3 separate regions of the Mus musculus genome follow, and all the other regions are linked to region 2. The links are chromatin loops, found by intact Hi-C in ENCODE. Cell type or tissue: heart. All regions are shown on one strand.

What was found. Hi-C counts contacts between places; a loop is a spot of excess contacts. Peaks named below come from ENCODE experiments on the same cell type or tissue, not always from the same donor. Only the 100,000 strongest peaks of a DNase experiment are listed, where the experiment ranks them.
Region 1: a loop joins it to region 2, with 9 times the contacts of the local background. A loop is called at or near these places in 4 of 42 quality-filtered maps.
Region 3: a loop joins it to region 2, with 6 times the contacts of the local background. A loop is called at or near these places in 16 of 42 quality-filtered maps.

Annotation. Positions count from the first base shown.
Region 1 is chrX:53,795,257-53,803,256 of GRCm38, reverse strand. It overlaps Xlr (X-linked lymphocyte-regulated), which reads left to right and starts at 5,551. Exons shown (of 8, transcript NM_001291747.1): 1 at 5,551-5,625; 2 at 7,037-7,114; 3 at 7,421-7,484; 4 at 7,755-7,789. The coding sequence starts at 7,045. In heart, a CTCF peak has its summit at 3,972 (motif pointing right); a DNase peak (open chromatin) is centred at 5,536.
Region 2 is chrX:53,607,064-53,615,063 of GRCm38, reverse strand. It overlaps Rtl8c (retrotransposon Gag like 8C), which reads right to left and starts at 7,142. Exons shown (of 2, transcript NM_028375.3): 1 at 6,640-7,142; 2 at 5,929-6,378. The coding sequence starts at 7,018. The coding sequence ends at 6,680. In heart, a CTCF peak has its summit at 4,309 (motif pointing left); a DNase peak (open chromatin) is centred at 7,163; H3K4me3 peaks cover 1,244 bases; H3K27ac peaks cover 965 bases.
Region 3 is chrX:53,666,981-53,674,980 of GRCm38, reverse strand. Rtl8b (retrotransposon Gag like 8B) reads left to right here and starts at 4,544. Exons shown (of 1, transcript NM_001018063.2): 1 at 4,544-5,816. The coding sequence starts at 4,683. The coding sequence ends at 5,024. In heart, no CTCF peak of the experiment used is centred here; a DNase peak (open chromatin) is centred at 4,510; H3K4me3 peaks cover 468 bases.

The DNA of each region.
Region 1 (8,000 bases), 190 kb before region 2:
AGTGTGGACACTATGCCCCTCCTTAGATTTGGGAACAAAACACCCATGGAAGGAGTTACAGAGACGGAGTTTGGAGCTGAGATGAAAGGATGGACCATGTAGAGACTGCCATAGCCAGGGATCCACCCCATAATCAGCATCCAAACGCTGACACCATTGCATACACTAGCAAGATTTTATTGAAAGGACGCAGATGTAGCTGTCTCTTGTGAGACTATGCCGGGGCCCAGCAAACACAGAAGTGGATGCTCACAGTCAGCTAATGGATGGATCATAGGGCTCCCAATGGAGGAGCTAGAGAAAGTAGCCAAGGAGCTAAAGGGATCTGCAACCCTATAGGTGGAACAACATTATGAGCTAACCAGTACCCCGGAGCTCTTGACTCTAGCTGCATATATATCAAAAGATGGCCTAGTCGGCCATCACTGGAAAGAGAGGCCCATTGGACTTGCAAACTTTATATGCCCCAGTACAGGGGAATACCAGGGCCAAAAAGGGGGAGTGGGTGGGCAGGGGAGTGGGGGTGGGTGGATATGGGGGACTTTTGGTATAGCATTGGAAATGTAAATGAGTTAAATACCTAATAAAAAATGGAAAAAAAAAAAGAATTGGAAACAATCACTTATGGAAGGAGTTACAGAGACAAAGTTTGGAGCTGAGACAAAAGGATGGACCATCTAGAGACTGCCATTTCCAGGGATCCGTCCCATAATTAGCCTCCAAACGATGACACCATTGCATACACTAGCAAGCGTTTGTGAAAGGACCCTGATATAGGTGTCTCTTGTGAGACTAGGCCGGGGCCTAGCAAACACATAATTGGATGCTCACAGTCAGCTATTGGATGGATCACAGGGCCCCCAATGGAGGAGCTAGAGAAAGTATACAAGGAGTTAAAGAGATCTGCAACCCTCTAGGTGCAACAACATTATGAACTAACCAGTACCCCAGAGCTCTTGACTCTAGCTGCATATGTATCAAAAGATGGCCTAGTCAGCCATCACTGGAAAGAGAGGCCCATTGGACATGCAAACTTTATATGCCCCAGTACAGGGGAACAACAGGGCCAAAAACTGGGAATGGGTGGGTAGGGGAGTGGGTGGGGAGGGTATGGGGGACTTTTGGGATAGCATTGGAAATGTAATTGAGGAAAATATGTAAGTAAAAAAAATTTTTTAAAAAGAAGGGTATTGTTTCCCTAATTTCTTTCTCAGCCTGTTTATCCTTTGTTTAGAGAAAGGCCATTGATTTGTTTGAGTTAATTTTATATCCAGCTACTTCACTGAAGCTGTTTATCAGGCTTAGGAGTACTCTGGTGGAATTTTCAGGGTCACTTATGTATACTATCATATCATCCGCAAACTGTGATATTTTGACTTCTTCCTTTCCAATTTGTATCCCCTTTGTCTCCTTTTGTTGTCGAATTGCTCTGGCTGGAGCTTCAATTACAATGTTGAATAGGTAGGGAGAAAGTTGGCAGCCTTGTCTAGTCCCTGATTTTAGTGAGATTGCTTCTAGCTTTTCACCATTTACTTTGATGTTGACTACTGGTTTGCTGTAGATTGCTTTTATCATGTTTAGGTATTGGTCTTGAATTCCTGATCTTTCCAAGACTTTTTATCGTGAATGGGTGTTGGATCACCAGTCAGAATGGCTAATATTCAATATTCAGGTAACAGCAGAGGCTGGTGCGGATGTGGAGAAAGAAAAACACTCCTCCACTGTTGGTGGGATTGCAAGCTTGTACAACCACTCTGGAAATCAGTCTGGTGGTTCCTCAGAAAATTGGACATAGTACTACCAGAGGATCCTGCAATACCTCTCCTGGGCATATATCCAGAAGATGTTCCAACCAGTAAGAAGGTCACATGCTCCACTATGTTCATAGCAGCCTTATTTATAATAGCCAGAAGCTGGAAAGTACCCAGATGCCCCGCAACAGAGGAATGGATACAGAAAATGTGGTACATTTACACAATGGACTACTACTCAGTTATTTTAAAAAATGAATTTATGAAATTCCTAGGCAAATGGTTGGACCTGGAGGGCATCATCCTGAGTGAGGTAACCCAATCACAAAAGAACTCACATGATATGTACTCACTGATAAGTGGATATTAGCCCAGAAACGTAGAATACCAAAGATACAAGATACAATTTACAAAACACATGATACTCAAGAACAAAGAAGACCAAAGTGTGTACACTTTGCCCTTTTTAGAATTGGGAACAAAACATCCATGGAAGGAGTTACAGAGACAAAGTTTAGAGCTGAGACGAAAGGATGGACCATCTAGAGACTGCCATACCGGGGGATCCATCCCATAATCAGCCTCCAAAGATGACACCATTGCATACACTAGCAAGATTTTACTGAAAGGACCCTGATATAGCTGTCTCTTGTGACGCTTTTCTTGGGCCTAGCAAATACAGAAGTGGATGCTCACAGTCAGCTATTGGATGGATCACAGGGCCCCCAGTGGAGGAGCTAGAGAAAGTTCCCAAGGAGCAAAAGGGGTCTGCAAGCACATAGGTGGAACAACAATATGAACCAGTACACCCAGAGCTCGTGTCTCTAGCTTCATATGTAGCAGAAGATGGCCTAGTCAGCCATCATTGGGACGAGAGCCCCCTTGGTCATGCAAACTTTATATGCCCCAGTACGGGAGAATTCCAGGGCCAAGAAATGGGAGTGGATGGGTAGGGGAGTAGGACGGGGTGGGGGCAGGGTATAGGGGACTTTCAGGATATCACTTGAAATGTAAATGAAGAAAATATCTAGTAAAAAACTGAAAAAGGAAACAACAACCAAAAAACAACAAAAAAAATAACAATACAAAAGGAATACCCCTCACAAGGAAGCTGGACAAGGCATGAAATAGGACAAAAGGAGTTATAGAGAAATATGCAAATTTAAAAATATATGAGTGTGTGTGTGTGTGTGTGTGTGTGTGTGTGTGTGTGTGTGTGTGTGTGTGTGTGTTTTGGGTCAACATAAATTTAAACACACCAGATATATGCCTGGGACCTGAAGAGGCCAGGAAATTGCAAATAAGTGCACAAAACAGTGGTTGGAAAAATGACTCAGCTGTAAAAAGCACCTTTTCTATGCAAAGGACTGGGAACAAAGCACCCACAACATGGCTCTCAATTTATGCACAACTAAAGTTTGAGATAATCATGCACAATTCCAGCCTCTGTAGGCAACAGAGGCATAAGTGAGAGAGAAGGCCTGCAGGACCTAGCACACTGTTATAATCAAGCTCAGTACTAGGAAGGCGGATCGAGGAGAATACCAGGGGGGTTGTAGGAGATCTGGATGCTCCATTCTGATCTCTTAAGGCAGCATAGACTTTTGTAGTGTATATATGCACTTGAAGAAAATGTCCACACACATTAAATGTTTATACACATTAATATATAAAAACCAAAATTGCATACAAGAACCTCTACAGTTGAAATAAAGTAGTGCCATTTGCAGTGTTTCATATGTTACAAATTTGTTCAAGTTTTTCAAGTCACATAGCAACTAAAACAATAGGACCACCTGCAGGAGGTCTTCCCAGATATACGCACAAAGGAAAGGAGAAACATCATAAAAATAAGAGGTGGACCATCTGGGAAGAAGAAGGGTCTCAGCAAGAGTGGGAGAATTATGAATAAACTACTGTGGGGTATAAATATATGAATTGTTAAAAGTACATAATACAGGTTCACTTTTGTTGTCCACTATGTAATTTATATGCATATGACATTTGTTCCAAACCAAACATTATATATTTATTATAAATAATTAAGAAGTTTCTGTGTAGAGTTTTGTGTGTGCTAGGCAAATGCCCTACCAGTCCACTATATTTCTAGCTTTAATTTTTTATCGTCCTTTCTTCACAGAGATGAACTAGACAGTATGTTGGATAAATCTGGAGGTATGTGTTTTTGGAGATATTTGCCTATTGTTTGAAGAGGCCAGAAGAGGGCACCAGATCTCTATAAACCCTATAGTATAGGGGGATAATTTTAGGTTTCACAGTAATTGCAGTTTTCTTAAAAACACATACAGATGACTTCTCACCCAACGTTCAGACCTAAAGAATAGCTGAAGATGTAGCTCAGTGGTACAGCATCATGTAAAAGCTATGCGTTTCATCTTCAGTGGCAGGAAAAAAAACAACAACCAACCCACCAAATTAACAAAAAAACCTACCAAACAAACAAAACAGAGCAATAAGCCTCGCAAATGGAATGTTAGTTTGTCCAGTTTGCCCAATTAACTGCAAATTGCAATGTGAGCAAGCAATCCAATTTGCTGTTGTAAAGAAACAAACAAGACCAGGATTAAACATTTTAGGAGCCAAACTTAGGCATGATTACAGAAATACAAAAAGAAAAAAGAAAAAAAATAGAGACATTGGCTACAGCAACAGAACAAACCTCGCAGAGGGGCTAGAGAGATGGCTCTTTTGGTAAAGTGCTTTTCTTGAAAGTATATGGACTTAGGTGGGGGCCTAGGATACACTTTAAAAAGGCAGGCTGCAGCCCAGTGCTGAGTAGGTGGAGTCAGCTTGCTGGCTATCCAGGCTAGTGGCATTGGTGAGCTGCAGATTCAGAGAGACCCTGTCTCAAGATTTAAGTTGGGTCAGGCGATGGTGGCGCATGCCTTAAATCTCAGCAGTTGAGAGGCCCAGGCAGGGGGATTTCTGTGTTTGAGGCCACCCTGGTCTACAGGGTGAGTTTCAGGACAACCAGGGCTATACAGAGAAACCCTGTCTCAAAAAACAAAAACAAAAACAAAAAGCCCCCCAAAAAAACAATGTAAGTTGGAATATGATTGAGAATACACCAGATGCCTCCTTATGCACACATATACTGAAATGTATATACATAATTTTTACTGAATCTCTTTTTTATGATTTACACAATCCATTAAAATTATGGTGTTTTTTTTTCTTTTTCTGGAAATAGACAATATTAGGAAAATGTCATATTTTTATAATGTCCACTGTATAGTAAAAATAAACACCTATCGAGAGAAATTGATCCAGCATACCTTAAAACACACACAGGAAAGGGATGGAAAGATGGCTTAGAAATTAAGAGCATTTGTTGCTCTTGGAGAGAACCAAGGTTTAGTTCCTAGGACCCACATAATGGCTCACAGCCATTTTTAATTCTAGATCCAGGTGATTTGGCATCCTGTTCTATTTTCTACGAACCCCAGACATGCATGTTGTATAAATACAAACATGCAAAAACACGTTAGTTAAATAAATAAAACAATTTAGAATTGCACACAACAGCCCCTTCAACTGAAACAAAGTAGGAGAGTCTTTTGGGAATTCATTTTATTTTAACTTTCAAGTTAGTATTGCAAACTTGGAAAATGGAAAGCCTCTGGGTAGTAGTGGCAGCTAAAATACTACCTCCTTTTTGCTGCTTCGATGACAGAAGACAGATAGAGCCTCTCTCACCCTTAGTACGCATGTGCAAACACGGCCAATCAGCAAGGGGCTTGGCTGAGACTGTTTTCCCGCTGTCCCAACCCTGTTACCCAGTATGCTTTGTGGTGGCCACGAAGCCGAGTTCTTGAGGAAGCGAAGTTCTTGAGGAAGCCGAGAAGTTCTTGAGGTATCATGGTAGGGAGAAGTCTCTGTGGAGGGAGTCAGTGACCTGTTGAAAGTTGGTTAATCCTGGTTCAGCTGGGGGTCCGGGTGGAGGGGCGGACGTGCTACTTCAGGAGTAAGGAGAGGAGGTGACCCTCACGGGACTCTGGACTGTGCTACTTCCGGGTTCACAATCGACTTTACCCACCTAGGCCTCTGTGGAGAAAAACGGAAAACTTCGCTAAGGGCAGGAGTTTAAACAGACAGCACCTAGCAGAAAGCAGGAAGGCCAGGGAATTGGAGACCCTGAAAGTCTTTCTGGGGCCTGGGGATGTGAGGTGTGAGTAAACTGGATGTCGGTTAGTGGTGGAAACAGACTAGAACGTTTTCAGTGCTGTTGCTGCTGCTGCCCACCAGGAATTCATGAAAAACAAACTGAAGACCAGTCTTCATTTTCCTCTACCTGGTATTGAAAGGCCAGATTGCCGAAATTTGTATATATAGGCTCCAAACTGCCTCCAAATCCAGAGGCTCCTCTCAGCCTCAGAAATGCTGGGACTTCAGACATAATTCAGGCCAGGCTGTGTTTATTTATGTGTTGTTTTGGTTTAGGGAAGTGAGCTCTAACTCTGTATCTCAGGCGTGTTGGAAACCTCATGTGCAGCTTGGACTTTCCTTGAAAGTGAAGTCCTCAGCCTTACAAATGTACAGGAACCGGAGGAAACATGCTTGTTTTATTTTTTATTTTTAATTTTTTTTGGTTTTTTTTTTATTGTTGAAGATTGAACCCAGAACTTCTTGCTGTAGGAGTAAAATATGTGTCCAGCCAGGCAGAACTTTATATTTTAGATTTGCTTTAGATTTGTATTGCGATGGAAATGATTGAGGAGCTTGCTTGTGATAATAGGAACTATGATTTTATTTGGAGATTGAGATGCAGACACATTTGCTCAAATTTATCAAAAACCTAGCAGGAGTGGAACCAAAATGCAGATCCTCCTCTGATTAGATATAAACCCACTTGAAGTCACAGTTAAAGCCATCATAGTGTATGTGTGTGTTTGTGTGTGTGTGTGTGTGTGTGTAGCCCAAAATACTTCATTCAACTTAACTAATTCTTTTTTTAAAATGTGTACATATTGAAGTTGAGGTTATTAATGACTATTTTTGAAGGCAACTATTGTGTTCCATATTTAAATACTAAGGTCTTTAGTATTAAATCAGAGGGTAATAGAAATATGGTTTTATCTTTAAACCCTTCATGCAATTATGAAGTGCTGTTTTTATAAAAATCATTCCTTAATGTTATTATATATTTCAATTTTATTAGCTTAAGTGATTTTGGGGATTCAAATGGCTTGAGAAAATTTCTTTTTATTCTAAATCAGAAAACCTAAATTTCTTAGTGGAAAGGCAGTGTTTTGAATATTCTCTAGAGACAACAATGGAAAACTGGGACTTGTCAAGTGATGAAATGCAAGATGGGAATGCTCCAGAATTGGACGTTATTGAAGGTACCAGATATATAATGTTGGGCATTGATGTTACACTTCCTTTTTTCTCAGTTATTCTAATTAGGCTTGTAACAGAGATCGAAAATCTCATATTGTATCTCTTGTCTTTAATCACAGCATGTAAATAACTAGCTTAAAACATATTTTTAGATGACAAGTAGACATTACTTGATTTTGTTTAACCTCTGGACAAATAATAAATCTGTTTAAAACCTAATATTGGCACTATGCCTGAATGATCACAAAGTGTTTCATTAAAATTTGCAAAAAAAAATGTTTTAATATCTCGTTTTATTGCCAACCCAGAACATAATCCAGTAACTCGTGATGATGAGAATGCAAATCCTGAAGAAGTAGTTGGAGATACACGGTAATATGTTCAAACTTATTATTTCCTTCATAGTGTAAGTACTTCCAGAAAAGTTTAATTGATTGTATAGCAAGTAATCTATATTAATATTTAGCATATGATGTATATTCCAAACAAGAATTCCGTAAGATTAATCCTTAATCTGAATGGATTTCTTGGAGGATGTAATGCTGTGGGGCAACTCTCATCGACCTGCTTGTAGGACAAAAGCTGAGCCATCAAACTGTATCTTCAGAATCCTTACTTTTTAAAACTTTAATTTCTTCACAGATCTCCAGTACAAAATATTCTGGGAAAATTTGAAGGTACATTTTTGGATATATAATTTGTTTAAAACTATATAGTATTAACATAATTTATATATTAGGAAATATTAGTTAATATACTCTATGACATCTGAATGACTTATTCCTATTTATATGTAGTATTTTGTGAATATTGTTATTTTAATTTTTATTTAGTTATTTATTTATTTTTATCCGATATTATCTTTATGTACATTTCAAATATTAGCCC
Region 2 (8,000 bases):
TCCTCTGTGTGTGTGTTTGTTTATCTGTCTCTCTCTGTCTGTCTCTGCCTGTCTCTGTCTCTCTGCCTCTGTTTCTACCTCTGTCTTTCTCTGTGTGTGCCTGTACTTTTATATGTGTGTGTGTCTCTCTCTCTGTCTATGTCTCTGTCTCTCTGTCTCTGTCTCTTTCCCTCTGTATGTGCATGTGTATGTGTGTGTGCATTTGCATGTGAGTGTGTATGTGTGTGTGTGTATTCACGTGTGTGGATAGAAGCTTGTCTGTATAATAATATTTACATGGAAGCCAGAGCAACTTTGGGTGACAAGATACAGGTTGGGCTCTCTTTGGGGTTTTTCCAGGTTGGACACCAGGCTCACTCTTTTGTTAGCTTCAGGGGATTTTCCTGTTTCTGGCTCTCATTTTTTCCAGGAACGCTGGGATTCATGCACTTATGCCAAGTGTCTGGTTATGACATTGGTTCTGAGTCCTGAAGCTCAGTTCCCCATGCTTGCACAGCAAGTGCTTCTACACACTAAGTCATCTCCTCAGCCCTGTGCTGGCTTTCCTGGAAAGGGCATCCTTAGTGTGCACCCAAGACTGGCCCCAAAGCCGACATTCTCCTGCCTCAGGCTCCAGTCCAGAGTGCTGGGATTACAGGGGTGTGACAGAAGAGCTGAAATGCTCTGTCACTGTCATATTTACTCCAAACCCGTGATATGGGGGATCACAGGGATTGCAGAGGGTGAGAAGTACAATTATACATAATATACATAGATACATGTACACATGTATGAACACATACACATATAATACACATATGTACACATATGCACAAACACATATACACAGATATACACATACACACATACATATGCACATATGTGCATATATATTACACTTGGTATGGCAGAAGGAGGAAGACAAAAATAATTTAAAAATCCTAAAAGCTTTTTCTGTTTGGAGAGAGAAATGAGGTACCCTCAAACTATGCCCCAAACCAGAGGTCATGCTATTCCTGAAAAATGTACTTCTTAGGAATATTTTACCTTTTTTGGACATAAAGCCATGGTGGTGCAGTATACTTTTACTCCCAAGACTTGTGAGACTTCAAAACACAGAAGTTGGAAGGCAGTCTGGAGTTCATAATGGGTATCAGAACAGTCAGGGTTGCAGACCAAGGCCATGTCTCAAAAAAACCCAAACTCTCTCAGTTAGGGTTTTACTGCTGTGGACAGACACCATGACCAAGGCAACTATCATAAAGAACAACATGTCGTTGGAGCTGCCATACAGGTTCAGAGGTTCAGTCCAGTATCATCAAGGTAGAAGCAGGGAAGCATCCAGGCAGGCATGGTGCAGGAGAAGCTGTGAGTTCTACACCTTCATCTGAAGGCTGCTACTGGAAGAATGGACTCTAGGCAGCTAGCATGAGGGTCTTAAGCCCCTGCCTACAGTGACAATCCTACTCCAACAAGGCCACACCTCCTAATAGTGCCACTCCCTGGACCAAGCATATACAAACATCACACAAACAAACCAACAAAGCCCCCCAAGATAAACAAAAGCAAAACCTTCAGGGTAAGCACATATAATTTAAAAACAGAACATTCACATCAAAGGGTGTGTATGCCATCCTATTGTTTATGAGAAAGCAATTTTGAAAATGGTCTTCCTGAGCAGAGATACTGACAGGTTCAAACTGGTAAATGTTTCCCTGTACTGTATTTTAGACAATAGTGTCTGGAGTATATCTTAAGAATGTGCTTTTGTGGCTGGTTTGATGGCTCTGCTCAGATAAAGGCAGGCTCCAAGCCTGGTGACATGCTGTCAATTCCTGGAGCTTACCTGGTGGAAGGAGTGAACCGACTGTCCCAAGCTCTCCTCTGATCTCCACATAAGCAGTTTGTCCTCTACACTCAACCACAGAAGAACAAATGAATGCAGAAAGGAATAATTCCACTGATGCTCAGAAGTACATAACGTAAGGTTGTCTGCATACACTGTTGATTTATTATATTCCTGTAATTATTCATTTATCTTCATGCATGTGTGTATGCGTGTGTGTGCGTGCGTGTGTGTGTGTGTGTGTGTGTTGGGGTTGTGTACATGCCACAGCACACACGGATTTCAGAGAACAAATTTCAGGAGTCCGTTCTCTCCTCTCTATCACAAGGCCTCCCCAGATCAAACTCAGGGTGTCAGGCTTGGTGGCAAGAGCCCTTGTGCACTGCGCCATCTGACAGGCTGTGATCTGTTATGGTCATCTGCTTCTCTTGCCCATCCTTCTTCTTGTTCCTCAGTCAACTCTCATCTACATGCAGGCCTCATGTATTTCCCTAAGATGTATTACTTTCTTTCTGCTGGGATTATATGTTCCTCTGCTAAGCCTGCAGCCGCAAATCCACAGTTGTCTGTAGCCCAAATCACGAGTTGACAGACTCACCATCTGCTTATTCAACAGGCTTGTGAGAATCTGGCAGGCTTCCTTCTAATCAGGGGGAAACCTGCTGTAATGACAGAGAAACAAGGACAGCAGGCTGAGCATAAGAGCCTCCAGGCTCCTTTGGGCCTTGTGCTGTAGAGGGCAGGGGTTGTGACTGAGGAAGGCACCTGGGCATTGAGCAGAGGTCTGGCCTTGCAGTGAGACTGTTGAGCAGCCTGTGTCTGTTGACCCTGAGAGGGAGTAAGAGCTTGCACAGCAAGAGGAAGACAGAGTGAGAGAATGCAGTCACCAGCTGGGAACAAAGTGTGCAGGACAGGACTCTAGTGACAGTCCAGGAGATCAGTGCTCACAGCAGCCATTCTCTTGTCCACCACACTGTCTGCTACAAGTCAGGCTTTTCTCTCCTCCCCCAAAGCCAAACCCAAGCACTTGCAGGGGCCCTGATTACTTGCCTTGGCCTCTCTGTTTATGGGCCACCATTGTTCTCACAATGATTTTACTATTTCCCCTGTTCCTACTCTTCCTTCCCTCTTTGGCGTGGCCACTTCCCAAGCTGTAAAGTATTTTGGGACCACACTAGGCTTCCATTTGACTCATTTCCTACCACTGGGTGTGTGTGAGTGCTGCTGATGTTTGTCCTTCCAGTTCCTGCATCTCTTACCTTTCACTTTAAGCTCAGGGGAGCTTAGAATGTTTTGTTGCAGTAGGTGGTCTCCAAGTCTCCTACACTAGAAAACACAGCTGTAAATCAAATACCCCTAGAGGCACCATGAGGTCATGAGATCTGTGCTCTCAGGGGTGGGTGTGGGGGGGTGAGTGAGAGTGTGGGAGGAGGGTCTTTGTATGCAATCTCTGTCTGTGTCTCTCTGCCTCTCTCTCTTTCTCTGTGTTTGTTTCTCCCTCCCCTTCTCAGTCTCCCTCTCTGACTCAGTTTCTCTGTCTGGCTTTGGCTCTTTTCTGCTCTGTCCCTGCCTGCCTCTCTTGGTCTGCCTTCTTACAGGCTCCTAGGCACAAGCAGATGGTGTCCTTGTAAAGGAATGCCCTGACTTACTCAATCCCAGCCCTGAGGCTGACATTACAGGAAGAGCTGACTTCAGGCAACTGGGACTAAGGGCAGAGTTAAGCCTTTCCACAGTGTTTTTGTAGGAGTCTCCCAAGAAAAACAGGACCTAGAGAGACTGAATCATCATCAGAGCCTGCTTTGCTCCACTCTTTAAACTTCTGAGGATTTGAGGATCACACAACTTGCCTGAAAGTTTCATCAATTATAGGCCCCAGGTCACTACTTCCCTTAACCCCCAAATAGAAAATATGTTAAATTTGTTTCTGTCTTACTCTATCATCCTCCTTCCAGGTCTCAAGTTTCCATAAGCTTGTGAAGCAAGGATCCAGGTTAAAGCTTGGGTGTCTTATAGAACATAAAAGCCAAGGAAAACTGAGTGTAACAAGTACAGTAGATACTGGAATCGTGGCTTGTCCTTCAAGAACAAGCAACCTCTGAGGACAACTGCTGCTTTTCAGGAGGAAAAGGGTTAATTCCCAGAACCCGGGTGGTATCTGTCAACCCTCTTCAACTTCAATGCTCTCTTCAGACACCAGGGACCTGGGGAATGTGTTGAAGACAGACATGCAGGCAAAATTGCTTGTTCACTTAAAATCAAAAAGAATATAATCTCATATAAAATGAGAAAAATTGTAAGGGGAAGACTGAATCAAAGGGTAAGAACGTTTTTCATCTTCAAAATACAGTTTGTATGGGCTAGAGGCCCACCTTGGCATGCAAGAGCACCCAGTGCTCTCCCATACCAATCAGGTTCCTTTTGAATAAACATTTGGTTGCTCACAGTGGTTATAATCCCAACTTCCAGGTCTCTTTCGCCCTCTCCTGGCTAAATTGAGTATTGCATAGACCTGATGCATTGACACATGTTAGCAAAACACATAAAGCTTTTTAAAGATATTCTTTGTTTGTTCCCTATTTATTGAATCGTGCTCACCTGCACCTGAATGGTTGGTGTGGAGTGTGACTCAATGCAGGATATGTTCAGAATGAGAGAAGGTTTTGGAAGAAGGGGCCAGTGTAGACTAGAACATTCTCTGACTCAGTCATTCAGGCCTAAGGAAGGGCACTCACTGCACAACTGTTGCTTCAGCTGTATTGCTGCTGAAGAGGATAGGATTGCCCAAAGGGTAGATCTGAGCCACCCCACTCAGCTCTCCAGACAGCATAGCCCTTGGTAGATCACAGGGAATAAGCCAGACTCCGACAGAGGCTTCCAAACATTTCCCAAATTCTCTAGGGGTATCTATTTAAAATTAAAAGCATGATTAAAATCACTCCTTATGACTCTTCAACAAGTTGAATGCAGGCACATATTTATTCGCCCTTGACCTGACTTAGGTTTCAGTGTTTTAGGATGCTGTATACTAGTATGTATACTAGTGCTCCACACTCTGATATTTCTAACAAGCCTGCTTTTCAAACAGCAAACAACCAACCAAACCCAGATCTTAAGAATCTGGCACAGCATAGGGTCCATTTCATGAAACACTTTGAATTCTCCATTTAATTTGAATAATACTATGTTTTATGTACGTTTGAGGCGAATTTGCCAGTGGTAGCACTTCTGAGATAAATATGACATATTCTAATATAGAGTCGATGGAGATATACACCACTGCATGTGAGAATGGCCAAACTTTCCCTGTTCCACGGAAGGAAAGGAATAAACAGGAAGAGATACACTACAGTATTGCGCAATCATACAGGTTCAGGAGAACCACCAAGTATATTAGAAAGAAGCAGAATACATATGATGCTGAAAGGTGACTCAAGGATTATCTGGTTGTATTGGGATACCAATTTTTTCTAGTAATATAGGAGATAGTAGATTTGTTTCAACATAATAGATTTCAAGAGTTAGCAAGGAAATATGAACAGTAGTTGCCCCTTCCCACTGGATAAAACGCCTTGTATTACACTGTGCGTAATCAATCAGATCTGGATCTAAATGAATAAGCAGTCTGGCATTCAAGTTTTCATGCCCCATAGAAGCATGTTAGCATGTATGTCCATGGTTTTACTAACACACCAGTTCAATTCAGGTGGATCTGTGAATGATGGATAACATACATTTTTAGACTAGTGACAAATTCAGTGGTGCTTGGTTTGCCAATTAGCTATTATTATTCCTGTGTCTTCAGTATTGTTCCTATAAGGAACCATTTCAACCCAGAGATACCTTTATGACTTTTAGCCTGCAATGGGGAAAACTAGATGAAGGTCCATCTCCTGAAGGGCATAAAGGTCCACCATCTGTGACTGCCTAGTAGTAAGGCTTCCACCAGTGTGGCTACCAGGTGAATCTCATATCTGCAGTATGCTGTGAGAATGAACATCAGGCCATGAACATGTCTTTATCTAGACATCGATCCCATGTGCAGACACCTGCAGGGGTAAGGTTGTGGGGAGGGGTGGTAGGATGCTATACTAAGTAAGACTCCATTTCCTTTTAAATAGCATCTGATGTTTATTCAACGTGAGGAAAAGGCTTCTGTACAGGTAGAGCAGACAAGAAGGAAAGAGCACAGGGGCTACTGTGTTGGAAAAGGCATACACATCAGAGAAAGAGCTGCAAGCTGGTTTCTCAGGAAAACCAGCTAGTCCACAAGACAAAATGGGAGACAGCAGGTTTCTGGGAGCAGGGAGGGGAAGGGTCCCGCTGAAGGTGAATCAATGTCCATGGGCCGTGGGCAGCCCAGGTACCTCCCAGGTGAGTCCGGGTCAGTTAAGGGCAGCAGCCAGTCCACATATGGGTTGTGCAGGGGCTTGAAATGGCAGCATCAGCGCAGGCCTTATGGGCAGAAGCTTGCAGACTGTCCACTGGGTAGGAGGTAATGAAATGCTCTGGCGGCGAGTGATCTGCCCACTAAACGACAGGAGCTCATCTTGTAGCTGGAAACCAGACAGTGTTCAAATGTGACTGGGATGGGCTGAGCTGTCAGCTCTGGGAGGCCTTGTGCTCCAAGAGCCAGGCCCAGCAGAGACAGCAGCAGGAGACTGGGGAGCTATTCCTGGAACAAAGGCTAGGACACAGGAAGGGACAGGGGCATTCATGCTTGATTGGGGAGCTGGGGGTGGGGTGGGATGGCAGAGGCGGGGGGAGGGGGTGGGCAGTGGACAAAAATCGCGATGGGGGGTGGGGTAGCAGCTCACCCTCTTGTAGCCCCTGCCCCAGGCCAGGCTTGCCAGAGGCCTAGAAGTCCTCATCCTCCTCCCACCCGAACTCCTCCTTCATCTCATTCAGGAAGCCGGAGTAATTGTTGAGCATGGGGCTGTCTGTCTGGAGATAGCGCATAGCCCACTGCAGGGCCCGGCCCTTGAGGCGGGTGATGAGGAACATCACCTTGCGTTTGTCGGTGTCGAAGGTCTTCTCATCTACTAACATGTAGGACAGGGTCTGCACGATGAACTCCGGGAGCTTCTCCATCTCGCCATCAAACAGCTCAGGAAATGGGATGGGGTTCTGCCAACGGCCTTTACGCAGCTCGGGCCAGGCCATGAGGGCCATAATCAACTTAATCCGGCGGTCCATGGCGGCGAGGTCTCCTTGCTTGGCTTGTCAATAAGTGGACTGGATCTCTGCCTGGTCGGGGGGGCGCTCTTCTAAGGGTCTGCTTCTCTTTGCTGCGTCAGCTGAGCACGCAGCTTGTCACTTCCTAGGCTTAGCTGAAAGTGCAGAGGAGGGGAGGCGGGGCCTGTGCTAGGGTGCCTGTGGGTGGGACCCAAGCTTGTCTGCAGAGCCCATGCCACAGGGTCTAAAAACCTTGGTTGTCGCCTTTGTGTAGGCATAGCTCTGGGCCGAAGAGAATGCTTCAGGGGTGTTTTTTGTTGTTATTGTTGTTGTTGCTGTTATTTTGTTTTGTTTTCACATAAGCACAGCCAGGATGCAAAGCACAGGGAAGAGTCCTGATTGTACCTATGCGCTCATGAGGAAGGCTCAGAGAGTCTAGGAGGATGCTGGACTCCTAGCGGGTTTTTTTTTTTTTTTTTTTTTTTTGGTGCTGGTGCAATTCCCTGTCACTGTAGAATAAGAGAGAGATTATGGAGTTCGCCCATCCAAACCCCCTCCCTCTCCAGCTGCTTTCTTTTCCTTCCCGGATCCTAGGATGTGGACACCCTAGAGAGCTAGCTGCTCAGTGGCCACAGTTGCCTGCCTCTCACTGTCTGTGTGAGAAGGACTAGCTCTCATGTTGAGAGGCTGTTTTTGTAGTCAATAGCAACTCCTGAAATACTAAGGAGAAGACTACAGAGCTGCCCTTTCAGAGAAGGATGCACAGTGAGCGCGCAGTATCTGGAGAGTTACAGGTCAAAGAACCCCTAACTGTGATGCATTAGGGTACCAAGAGATGGAAATTTATGTAGAATGTCTACAAAGACTGGTGGGAAGAGCTTACACAGAGCTACATGATACAAGGCAGTGTACAAAAATAGAAGGGGAAAAAAGGTTTTTCCAAATTTGGAGAGAAGGGGAGGTTGTGTGACTGTACGCCTTTTGTATGATCCCAGTTGTCAGG
Region 3 (8,000 bases), 60 kb before region 2:
TCCATTTCTGTCTCTAGAGTTATTTTACCCCTCCCTATGGCTTAACTACAACCCTTCCTGGCCAGTAAACACGTTTGTCATCCCCTCGGAAACATCTCCAGAGTTTCCCCATAATTTATCTTGTTCTTTAGAGATTTTCATAGCTGCCCTTTGGGAATACAAAAGGTCTGTGAACATGGGAATTCTTACCAGGAATGGTGGAGGAGCACTGTCACATTGATTTTCTTGCATATACAGACAGATGGTAGGAACAATTTCCATATGTGTCTATTTCCAATGAAAGATTACACTGAGTGGCATTTGCCATGGTAAGACCCAAAGTGAGCCTTAGCTACTGAGAGACCAGAAATGACACACTAGAATGGAGTTTTTGATGCCAGCGCTCTTGGGTCCTCCCACACCCACAGGAGAAGTGACCCCCTTCTCTTTCTTTCATAAGCTTTTTATGAAATTGTTGAGGGCAAATTATTGCAACAGCAATTAGACACATATTGAGGAATGGTTCTGGTGAAGTCTTCATTAATTGGCTGGGCAGCAATGGGGACCCATGGATCTTTCCTAAGGTCCAGTGGGAAATTCTAAGTTGAGGTTCTCTTACAACCATAGTCATGTAATAAAACAGACTGTAGAACTATGTATTATCATTTTATTTACATGTGATTCCAGGGTATGTCACTTACATGTAGGTACCATGTATATGTGTACCATGTGTGTGTGTGTGTGTGTGTGTGTGTGTGTGTGTGTGTGTGTGTGTGTGTGTTTGTGTGTGTACTTGGGTGCCTGCAGACATGGGCATACACACAGGTGTTGATGTGTTAGGAGCTTGTAGGATGTCATCCCTTTGGAAGCATACTATGTTTTCATATAATTTTATATAAATGTAATATAAGTTTTCCTTTTAAATACAACATATAAAATTTTATTTTGTTAAAAAATGTTTACCGTTTTTCCTTTTAACTTAGAGGCACACATTCATACTACTACCAAAGAGGATGGTGTGGCAACTGTCCTCTGGGGACTAGGGGTGTGGTTTGGGGAAGGAAGGAGAGAGGCTGGGATGCAGCCTTTTGGGAACACAACTAAGGAACCTAAAAGAGTAGTCCTTTAATCTAGAACTCTAAACACAGACAGAAGGTGCCCTTGCCTGGGGTGGTGTGGAAGCAGGGGAGGACCAAAAGAAGGAAGGAAGTGCTTGTTTCTGCAGGCTGTCACCATCCCTGGATGTCAGTCCTTAAGTCACACACTAAGGAGGATACAGGGGACAGAACTGTGGCTCTCATGAGGTGCCTCATTAGGCATTCCATGAGAGCTTTTGTTTTTCATGAGGCAACCCCTCTCCAGTTACCTGAGCCTCCTTGATCTCTGCCTATCCAGAGTGAAGCTTACAAGTGAGCACCACTACAACCCACTCTTTATTTTGTTAAAAATGGACAGATTCAGATCCTCCTGATGGCACAGCAGGCACCGACCTACAAGACTATCTCCTTCAAAACTATCTCCCTTGCGCTGTAGCATGTTCTTCATGAATTATAAGAATGTATGTGCCTCTAGATTGGTACATGTCTGTTTTGATCTTTATGATGGACATGCTGCCTTCCAGTGACAAACTTCGTTGGGCTTACAGTATAAGCTGTAGAATGTTCTGTTGGATTCTATGCTATAGAACAGTCGCTGGATACATATATAACATTCATACACACATACATACATACATACATACATACATACATACATACATACATACACACAGAAAAGTGGCCAGAATGTACCACTTTAGTGGCCAAGCAGGTTATACCATCAGAATCTTTGGGGCTGCAACACCCAGGTGTGGCCTGTCTGACAGGCTTTGCAAATAGACATTATAGATCCTGGCATAGCCATGGGACCTTGTACAGCTAGTACCCAAGAATATGAGAATGAATGATGGATCATGCCAAGCCACCATTATGAGACTGATGCACAATGTCCTTACAGAGTGCTTTACTCCCCAAATCCCCTTTGGGTTTTGAGACAGGTTTCTCTGTGTAGCCTTGAGTCTCCTGGAACTCGTTCTGTAGAACAGTCTGGGTGGGAACTCAGAGATCTACAGGTCTGTGATTCCAAATCCGGGGAGTTAGGATATGTGCCTGCAATGCCAGTCTAAGAGTGCAAGTCTCTCTCTCTCTCTCTCTCTCTCTCTCTCTCTCTCTCTCTCTCTCTCTCTCTCTCCCTCTCTCTCTCTCTCTGTGTGTGTGTGTCTGTCTGTCTGTCTGTCTGTCTGTCTGTCTCTCTCCCCTCCCTTCTCCCTCTCTCCCTTCCCACTCCCCTTGGCTTCTTGAAACAGAGCTTGTTTGTTTAGTGGCCCTGGCTGACCTGGAACTTATTCTGTAGATCAGGGAGGAAGGCCTGGAACTCTGAGATCTGCCTGCCTCTGCCTCCTTCCAGCAGCAGGGCCAGACTGTTCTCATGGACTACACAGTAACTGAAGCACTGTCTCTGTCATCTGAACAAGTCCCTCATGTAGTTTTACCTTACTAGTGAATACTACTAATGTGCTCGCCTTTCTCTGGGTGCTTATTCGTTCTTGGAACTCCTTGTAACTGTCCCTGCCATGGATCCCTTACTGGCTCAACATGGTTTGTCTCAGGTCAGTTAGTAATATGACTAGTATTATCCCTTGACAGTATCTTTATATGTAGCCGGAGGTACCATAGAATTGAGTGTGGAGCCTGCCTTGCCCTCATTCCTCCAATGGCTCCTCCTCTGATTCCCAGTGCAGGAATCACAGAAGGGAGACCCTGCAACCTCTTTGTATATTTTAATAGAAATGCTCATAAACAACCACAGTGTGTTAGTAGGCTTGGGCTGCCACTAGAAACTAGCCCAGACAGGGTAGCTGAGATGTTATTCTTCACAGTTGTTGATGCTGCATGTCTGAGAGGAGCCTGCCAGGGTAGCTAGGTTGTTCTGCACACCCTCTTCCTGCCTTGCACTCCCCTACCCCCTGCCCTGTCACAGGGTATGTCTTCACAGGGTTCTGAGGAGAGCAAGGTCCCTGCTGTTCCTTAGGATAAAGGCAGAACCTTAGCTCACCCTGAGGTAGCACTTTCCTGTCCTCCTCTAACTGCCTCCCACTGAGCAGAGCTTTAAGCACCAGGAGTGTCCTGCTGACATGAAAGCAGCCAAGCACAAGCACAAAGGCCAGCTTCCTTTGAACTACAGAGTGGTGAAGGTTGCATTGCAGTATCTAGAGCACTGCACATTACTATGGCCTGTGAAATATTTGCCTTCAGAGGACAGAGTCAGGGGCAGAGGAGAAGTTTCCCATTAGCATTTAAAAGGTCACTGTGGCCCTGGCTAAGGAGGAAACACCTACAGAGAGAAGAAGATTTCTGCAGTCACCTGGTTGGTATGGGACATTAGCTGCTGGGGTATCATTTGCAACTCTGCAGGTGGTCAGGAAATTCACAACCCCATATTCTCCTTACCTCAGGGAAATGACCAGGCTTGTGAGGCTGAGCCATCCTCTTTCAGCAGAGGGGTCTCTTTCCATCTGTTTGACTGCTCTTATCTTCTCTGACCTTAAGCATTCAAAATTAATTCCCAGTTTATGATTCTTATGGTTTCTACCTATGCCCTGCTTCAATAGCCTGGCAGATAGGGTTTTAAGTAAATCACGGCATGTACCACGTAATTTTCTGTACAAAGGAAGACGCTGGGGAATTAATATTAATTATGTATTCTCCCTGACAACTGGGATCATACAAAAGGCATACAGTCACATAACCTCCCCTTCTCTCCAAATTTGGAAAAATCTTTTTTCCCCTTCTATTTTTGTACACTGCCTTGTATCATGTAGCTCTGTGTAAGCTCTTCCCACCAGTCTTTGTAGACATTCTACATAAATTTCCATCTCTTGGTACCCTAATGCATCACAGTTAGGGGTTCTTTGACCTGTAACTCTCCAGATACTGCGCGTTCACTGTGCATCCTTCTCTGAAAGGGCAGCTCTGTAGTCTTCTCCTTAGTATATCAGGGGTTGCTATTGACTACAAAAACAGCCTCTCAACATGAGAGCTAGTCCTTCTCACACAGACAGTGAGAGGCAGGCAACTGTGGCCACTGAGCAGCTAGCTCTCTAGGGTGTCCACATCCTAGGATCTGGGAAGGAAAAGAAAGCAGCTGGAGAGGGAAGGGGTTTGGATGGGCGAACTCCATAATCTCTCTCTTATTCTGCAGTGACAGGGAATTGCACCAGCACAAAAAAAAAAAAAAAAAAAAAAAAAAACCGCTAGGAGTCCAGCATCCTCCTAGACTCTCTGAGCCTTCCTCACGAGCGCATAGGTACAATCAGGACTCTTTCCTGTGCTTTGCATCCTGGCTGTGCTTATGTGAAAACAAAACAATTCAAACCACCCCTTAAACATTCTCCTGGTTCGCCCCAGAAACACGCCTGCGCATTGGGTAGCACTAAGGATTGTTGACCCAGCAGCAGCAGCACCACAGAAAAACTGGGGTCCAACCCACAATCATCCTAGCACAAGTCCCTCCTCTTCTCCCACGCACTTCCGGCGACGCCTTGTAATTGACAATCTCTGTGCTCTGCGGATCCAGCAAAGCACAGCTGACCCCATCAAGAGTCCGGAGAGCCTCCAGCCAGCCCGGCCACCAAGCGACTAGATCAGCCCAGAGAGCGCAGCGTCATGGAAGGCCAAGGCAAGGTAAAGAGGCCGAAGGCCTACATGCTCAGGCACAACAGGCGGCGCCGTCGGCGGAACCCCATCCCGTTTCCAGAGCTGTTTGATGGCGAGATGGACAAGCTCCCGGAGTTCATCGTGCAGACCGGCTCCTACATGTTGGTGGACGACAGGACCTTCGACACCGACGAGCTCAAGGTGACGTTCCTCATCACCCGCCTCAAGGGCCGGGCCCTGCAGTGGGTGATCCCCTACATCAAGATCGACAGCCCCCTGCTCAATGATTACAACGGCTTCCTGAATGAGATGAAGCGGGTGTTCGGGTGGGAGGAGGATGAGGACTTCTAGGCCTCTGGCAAGCCTGGCCTGGGGTTGGGGCTCCGGGAGGGTGGGCTGCTGCTGTGTTGTCCTGTGGCTGCAGCCGGGGTCGCCGAGTGCGCCCTCCCCCCGGGCCCCCCTCCTACCCCGAGAACTCCCCCACCTCCCGCGCCCGCCCTGCCTGGAGATCTCGCATGCGCGCGCCCCTGTCTCCTCCTGTGTCCTAGCCTTTGTTCCAGGAATAGCTCCCCAGGCCCCTGCTGCTGTCCCTGCTGGGCCTGGCTCTGGAGAGCACAAGGCCTCCCACTGTTGACAGCTCAGCCCATCCCTGGCAGGTTTGGACACTGTCCCAGGCTCCAGCTGCAAGATGGGCTCCTGTCACCTAATGGACAGATCAACTGCCACCTGATGGACATGTCATGCTGTCCACTGCTTTCTATCTGGTGGACAGACTGCAAGCTTCTGCCCATAAGGCCTGTGCTGACGCTGCCATTTCAAGCCCCTGCACAACCCATCTGTGGACTGGCTGCTGCCCTTAAATGATCTGGACTCACCTGGGAGGTACCTGGGCTGCCCAAGGCCCATGGACATTGATTCACCTTCAGCGGGACCCTTCCCCTCCCTGCTCCCAGAAACCTGCTGTCTCCCATTTTGTCTTGTGGACTAGCTGGTTTTCCTGAGAAACCAGCTTGCAGCTCTTTCTCTGATGTGTATGCCTTTTCCAACACAGTAGCCCCTGTGCTCTTTCCTTCTTGTCTGTTCTACCTGTACAGAAGCCTTTTCCTCACGTTGAATAAACATCAGATGCTATTTAAAAGGAAATGGAGTCTTACTTAGTATAGCATCCTACCACCCCTCCCCACAACCTTACCCCTGCAGGTGTCTGCACATGGGATCGATGTCTAGATAAAGACATGTTCATGGCCTGATGTTCGATCTCACAGCATACTGCAGATATGAGATTCACCTGGTAGCCACACTGGTGGAAGCCTTACTACTAGGCAGTCACAGATGGTGGACCTTTATGCCCTTCAGGAGATGGACCTTCATCTAGTTTTCCCCATTGCAGGCTAAAAGTCATAAAGGTATCTCTGGGTTGAAATGGTTCCTTATAGGAACAATACTGAAGACACAGGAATAATAATAGCTAATTGTCAAACCAAGCACCACCGAATTTGTCACTGAAGTCTAAAAATGTATGTTATCCATCGTTCACAGATCCACCTGAATTGAACTGGTGTGTTAATAAAACCATGGACATACATGCTAACATGCTTCTATGGGGCATGAAAACTTGAATGCCAGACTGCTTATTCATTTAGATCCAGATCTGATTGATTACGCACAGTGTAATACAAGGCGTTTTATCCAGTGGGAAGGGGCAACTACTGTTCATATTTCCTTGCTAACTCTTGAAATCTATTATGTTGAAACAAATCTACTATCTCCTATATTACTAGAAAAAATTGGTATCCCAATACAACCAGATAATCCTTGAGTCACCTTTCAGCATCATATGTATTCTGCTTCTTTCTAATATACTTGGTGGTTCTCCTGAACCTGTATGATTGCACAATACTGTAGTGTATCTCTTCCTTTTTATTCCTTTCCTTCCTTGGAACAGGGAAACTTTGGCCATTCTCACATGCAGTGGTGTATATCTCCATCAACTCTATATTAGAATATGTCATATTTATCTCAGAAGTGCTACCACTGGCAAATTTGCCTCAAATGTACATAAAACATAGTATTATTCAAATTAAATGGAGAATTCAAAGTGTTTCATGAAATGGACCCTATGCTGTGCCAGATTCTTAAGATCTGGGTTTGGTTGGTTGTTTGCTGTTTGAAAAGCAGGCTTGTTAGAAATATCAGAGTGTGGAGCACTAGTATACATACTAGTATACAGCATCCTAAAACACTGAAACCTAAGTCAGGTCAAGGGCGAATAAATATGTGCCTGCATTCAACTTGTTGAAGAGTCATAAGGAGTGATTTTAATCATGCTTTTAATTTTAAATAGATACCCCTAGAGAATTTGGGAAATGTTTGGAAGCCTCTGTCGGAGTCTGGCTTATTCCCTGTGATCTACCAAGGGCTATGCTGTCTGGAGAGCTGAGTGGGGTGGCTCAGATCTACCCTTTGGGCAATCCTATCCTCTTCAGCAGCAATACAGCTGAAGCAACAGTTGTGCGGTGAGTGCCCTTCCTTAGGCCTGAATGACTGAGTCAGAGAATGTTCTAGTCTACACTGGCCCCTTCTTCCAAAACCTTCTCTCATTCTGAACATATCCTGCATTGAGTCACACTCCACACCAACCATTCAGGTGCAGGTGAGCACGATTCAATAAATAGGGAACAAACAAAGAATAACTTTAAGAAGCTTTATGTGTTTTGCTAACATGTGTGGCTGTGAGCCATAGGCATGCAATATGCATTAAGCCCAGGGGATGGGACCAGACACCCTAAAATTGGGATTACAGCCCCTATGAGCAACAAAGTGTGTACTCAGAAGGAACCAGGTTGCTTTAGGAAAGGAGTGGGTGCTTTTACCTGCTAATCTAGGTTTCTACAATATAAAAATTATGTTTTTATAATTAGAAACATCTTTCTGCCCTTTGATACAGAGTCTTATCCTCACGCCTTTCTATTCTTTGTGGTTTTAAGTGAGCAAGTATTTTTGCCTGCATGGCTTCAACACATTCCAACAGGTCCCTATTGTCTGAAGAGGGCATTGAAGTTGGAAAGGGTTGACAGATACCACCCGGGTTCTGGGAATTAACCCTTTTCCTCCTGAAAAGCAGCAGTTGTCCTCAGAGGTTACTTGTTCTTAAAGGAAAAGCCACGAATCCAGTCTCTACTGTACTTGTTACACTCAGTTTTCCTTGGCTTTTATGTTCTATAAGACACCCAAGCTTTAACCTGGATCCTTGCTTCACAAGCTTAGGGAAACGTGAGACCTGGAAGGAGGATGATAGAGTAAGACAGAAACAAATTTAACATATTT